Linked DNA regions of Homo sapiens: region 2 is linked to region 1. A link is an interaction called in ENCODE POLR2A ChIA-PET data of the cell type or tissue named here. Cell type or tissue: PC-9. All regions are shown on one strand.

Region 1 (2,500 bases):
ACAGTGCAGTGGCATGATCTTGGCTCACTGCAACCTCTGCCTCCCACCTCAGCCTCCTGAATAGCTGGGACCACAGGCACACACCACCACACCAGGCTAATGTCTGTGTTTTTGTCGAGACAGGGTTTCACCATGTTGCCCAGGCTGGTCTTGGAGTTGTAATCTTTTGTGTTTTTTTTTGAGACGGAGTTTTGCTCTTTGTTGCCCAGGCTGGAGTGCAGTGGCGCGATCTCGGCTCACTGCAAGCTCCGCCTCCTGGGTTCAAGCGATTCTCCTGCCTCAGCCTCCCGAGTAGCTGGGATTACAGGTGCCCGCCACCACGACCAGCTAATTTTTGTATTTTTTCATTTGGGCAGGGCGAAGTAGGAAGTAAGGATGGGAATTGGTGCAGGAACGATTAGGATTTCTTTTTTTTTTTTTTTTTTGAGACGGAGTCTCACTCTGTGGCCCAGGCTGGAGTGCACTGGCGTGATCTCGGCTCACTGCAGGCTCCGCCTCCCGGGTTCACGCCATTCTCCTGCCTCAGCCTCCCGAATAGCTGGGACTACAGGCGCCCGCCACCACGCCCGGCTAACTTTTTGTATTTTTAATAGAGGTGGGGTTTCACCGCGTTAGCCAGGATGGTCTCCATCTCCTGACCTCGTGATCCGCCCGCCTCGGCCTCCAAAGTGCTGGGATTACAAGCGTGAGCCACCGCGCCCGGCCAGGATTAGGATTTCTGTATTTTCTCCCAGTCTCTAACTTCGATCAGTTTCTAGAAATTACCAGGTCTAGATGCATCCCCAAGAAGACAGTGTACTCTCAGGGGAACTAGGAGGGTACATGCCATTGTGGAGAGAAATACATTAGACTGTCAGAGACAGGGCCATTTAATAACCTCTCCTTACAACAGACAGAGGTTGGGTGTCTGGGAAGCAGACCAAGAGGGAGATTTGTGATCAGGAAGTTTATTAAAGATGCCCTCAGGAGGCCGGGCACTGTGGCTCATGCCTGTAATCCCAGCACTTTGGGAGGCCAAGGTGGGTGAGTCACCTGAGGTCAGCAGTTCAAGACCAGCCTGACCAACATGGTGAAACCCCATCTCTACTAAAAATACAAAATTAGCTGGGCGCGGTGGCGCATGCTTGTAACCCCAGCTACTCAGGAGGCGGAGGCAGGACAATCGCTTGAACCCGGGAGTTGGAAGTTGCAGTGAGTGAAGATTGTGCCATTGCACTCTAGCCTGGGCAGTAAGAGCAAAACCTCGTGCCCCCCCCGCCCCCCGCCCAAAAAGAAAGAAAAAAAATGCCCTCAGGATTAATACCTGTGAGGAGGCAGGGCTGCAGGATTAGGGGACGTCGGCCTGGAGCTCAGGAAACAAAGGCCTCAGCAAATCTCTCAATAGGAGTGACTCTCTGGAGCTGGGATGGCCCTTGTCAGGAATGCAGCTGTCCCTAGGGGGAGCATGACGTTGGGTGACGCAGCTCTCTTTAGCCTCAGGTGATCCCGGACAGGGACTTCCTTTATCCGGATGTGGTGGCTCGTGCTCATAATCCCAACACTTTGGGAGGCCGAGGCGGGAGGACTGCTTGAGCCCAGGAATTTAAGACCAGCCTGGGCAACAGCCAGACTGCATCTCAAACAAAAAAACAAACAAGAAACCCATAATTGTTATACCAGCTACCATTTACTGAGCATGCTATAGGTTGTGTATTGGCTAATTATTTTACATAGATTGTCTTAATCCTCAGAACAACCCCGTGAAGTAGGTATTGTTTTATGGATAAGAAAATAGGCTCTACGTGGCAGGTGCGGTGGCTCACGCCTGTGATCCCAGCACTCGGGGAGGCCGAGGCGGGTGGATCACAAGGTCAGGAGACCGAGGCCATCCTGGCTAACATGGTGAAACCCCGTCTCTACTAAAAAATACAAAAAAGTAGCCAGGCATGGTGGCGGGTGCCTGTAGTCCCAGCTACCCAGGAGGCTGAGGCAGGAGAATGGTGTGAACCCAGGAGGCAGAGCTTGCAGTGAGCCCAGATCACGCCACTGCACTCCAGCCTGGGCAACAGAGCAAGATTCTGTCTCAAAAAAAAAAGTTATTACAAATTGTGTCAAAAATAAGATGACCATTAATCAGGAGAAGCCAGCCTTTTCTTTTTTTTTTCTTTTTTTGAGACGGAGTCTTGCCCTGTCGCCCAGGCTGGAGTGCCGTGGCACGATCTTGGCTCACTGCAAACTCCGCCTCCCGGGTTCACGCCATTCTCCTGCCTCAGCCTCCCGAGTAGCTGGGACTACAGGCACTCGCCACCATGCCCAGCTTTTTTTTTTTTTTTTTTTTTTTTTTGTATTTTTAGTAGAGACGGGGTTTCATCATGTTAGCCAGGATGGTCTCGATCTCCTGACCTCATGATCCACCCGCCTCGGCCTCCCAGAGTGCTAGGATTACAGGCGAGAGCCACTGCACCCAGCCGAAGCCAGCCTTTTCTTGCACTGAAACTCTAGGCAAGTTCTCAGGATCACT
Region 2 (2,500 bases), 160 kb before region 1:
AGTGCAGTGGCACGATCTCGGCTCACTGCAAGCTCTGCCTCCCGGGTTCACACCATTCTCCTGCCTCAGCCTCCCCAGCAGCTGGGACTACAGGTGCCCGCCACCACGCCTGGCTAATTTTTTGTATTTTTAGTAGAGACAGGGTTTCACTGTGTTAGCCAGGATGTTCTCAATCTCCTGACCTTGTGATCCGCCTGCCTTGGCGTCCCAAAGTGCTGGGATTACAGGTGTGAGCCACCGTGCCTGGCTGCATTATTATTTATTATAGTCACCATTCTGTGCAATAGATCACTAAAGCTTATTTCTCCATTCTTTTTTTTTTTCTTTTTTGTTGAGACAGAGTCTTACTCTGTTGCCAGGCTGGAGTGCAGTGGTGCGATCTCAGCTCACTGCAACCTCTGTCTCCTGGGTTCAAGGGATTCTTCTGCCTCAGCCTCCCGAGTAGCTGGGATTACAGATATGCGCCACCACACCCAGCTATTTTTTGTACTTTTAGTAGAGATGGGGTTTCACCATGTTGGCCAGGATGGTCTCGATCTCTTGACCTCGTGATCCACCCGCCTCAGCCTCCCAAAGGCTGAGATTACAGGCGTGAGCCACTGTGCCCAGCCTGTTTCTCCTTTCAAAACTGAATTTTTGTACTCGACATCTCCCTTTTTGCTCTCCACCCTCTTCTGTCCATCTCTTGTAACCACCATTCCATTCTGTACTTCTGTGAGTTCCACTCTTTTAGATTCCACAAATAAGTGAGGTCATTTGTGGTATTTGTCTTTCTCGTCTGGCTTATTTCACTTAGCATAATGTCCTCCAGGTTCAGTTTGTACTTAAAAATTATGATACAGTACTTTGTAAGCAGTAAGTACTCATATTTTTGACTGCCTGATATTATTGACTTGCCAGATGCCAAATTGCTGATTATATTTCTCATAGTGGATTTTGTCTCTCTACACTTAGAAGAATTGAGCAGATACTTACAGAAGAGTACTGTGCAAATTAGAAAACAATCATTAATTGGATGGATTAGGCATTTTGAGTAGTTCACTCAGACCACTGAGATGAGAGTATTGACCTCTGAATATTATGAAGGAATCATTAAGAACAATAGTGAAGACAAGCTCTGATCATCATCACTGAAAGAACTCGGAGTGAAATGTATAGAACCCTTCTTCCATTTTAATTTGCATTTGTGATGAAAGGAAGTTTCTAGGTGGTGCTCATCTTTCACTTTCGACTCTGACATTTTTTCATGTTGGCCATGACTCATGGGGTGTCACCTTCAGCTTCTAAGAATTAGGCCAGTTTCTTGTAGATCTTGTCATATTGCCACTCGGAGTTGAGCCGGAGGAAAGAAAGTAAGGCACAGTTGCAGTTGTTTAGACGAACATCTCAGTCAGGCTTATGAGAGGCAGTAGGGCAGAGCAGACTGTCCTCATTCTGTCTGGCATTGGTTTTCCACCTGTTCTGAAGATTTTTCTCTGAACCGTATCTTGTGCAGAGATGACAGTTTATCATAGAGTTTCCCCTACCCCCAATTTCTGGCTGATTCCTAAAATTTCATCAGTATCAAGAAAGTAATTTATTTGTACAAATTGTGTTACTTAAGAAAAACGCAACTATCCCTGCAGGGGGCTGAAAAGCCAACATCTAAATGATGGCAGCGGTGGCCTGTCTGGATGGGCTGCTGCCATGATGCCGGCTGCAGTCGGGGAGGCATGGTCTGTGCTGCACGCTCCATGGAGCCACTGGGAGCTGGGAGTAGGTGGAAGCCCTGCCCGTTTCCAAGTTGGCAGGGCGGGAGCAGCCGTGGCTACATACCCGGGCTTCCCTGTGCTTTTGGGGGCCCAGGAACCTCCCCTGCCCCTGCAGGCTTGAAGTGCCTGCTCCCACTGCCTGGCCTCTCCTTGCTCCTGGTGCCTGCTCTGATTTTGGAGCAAAGTTGAGGCCAAGCCTGGGCACTGTCATGACCTGGCTGGGTTTGCGTGTGCTAGGGGCAGTGCTGACATGCCAGCCCCCTTCTGCCTTGGCCCCCTCTGGATTTTGGGTGTCCAGCAGCACAGGAGGGGACGCCAAGGCGGAGCTGAGAGCAGCTCCATTCAGGCCTGCAGGCGCCCCTTCGTGAATAGCCTGGGCGCTGTGGACAGCAGGTTGATGACAGCAGGAGGCAGACAGGCTCCTAGGCGGAAATGGGCGGGTCCCTGGTGAAGCCCCACCTTCAAGCCAGGGATGGCCTGAAGCCTGGGGCCCAGGCTGCCAGTTCTGTGGACTGGAATGAGAACTTACGATGCTTTTTCCGGGCTGCCTGTGGCTGCCCATGGACCAATCAGCATGCACTTCCTGCCCGCTGAAGCCCGTAGAAACCCTGGACTCAGCCATACTTGATGGGATGACCTGCCTGCGGATAGGAGCTTCCCACTCCAGGTCTCCTCTCCACTGAGGGCTGCAGAGACGTCAGGATGACCTGCCTGCAGATAGGAGCTATCCACTCTGGGTCTCCTCTCCG

What was found. ChIA-PET counts read pairs that join two places held together with the same protein. Peaks named below come from ENCODE experiments on the same cell type or tissue, not always from the same donor. Only the 100,000 strongest peaks of a DNase experiment are listed, where the experiment ranks them.
Region 2: POLR2A ChIA-PET joins it to region 1 with 14 read pairs; 3 of 35 experiments call an interaction of 5 or more read pairs at or near these places.

What each region holds. Positions count from the first base shown.
Region 1 is chr3:196,109,556-196,112,055 of GRCh38, reverse strand. No RefSeq gene overlaps it. Among named protein-coding and RNA genes, the nearest start is that of TFRC, 29 kb to the right of the region's middle. RefSeq lists a silencer at 62-121. In PC-9, a CTCF peak has its summit at 1,426; DNase peaks (open chromatin) are centred at 975 and 1,455; H3K27ac peaks cover 2,397 bases.
Region 2 is chr3:196,273,565-196,276,064 of GRCh38, reverse strand. The region is part of intron 1 of PCYT1A (phosphate cytidylyltransferase 1A, choline); the gene reads left to right. Among named protein-coding and RNA genes, the nearest start is that of PCYT1A, 13 kb to the left of the region's middle. RefSeq lists enhancers at 1,104-1,313, 2,482-2,500. In PC-9, no CTCF peak of the experiment used is centred here; a DNase peak (open chromatin) is centred at 1,264; H3K27ac peaks cover 1,641 bases.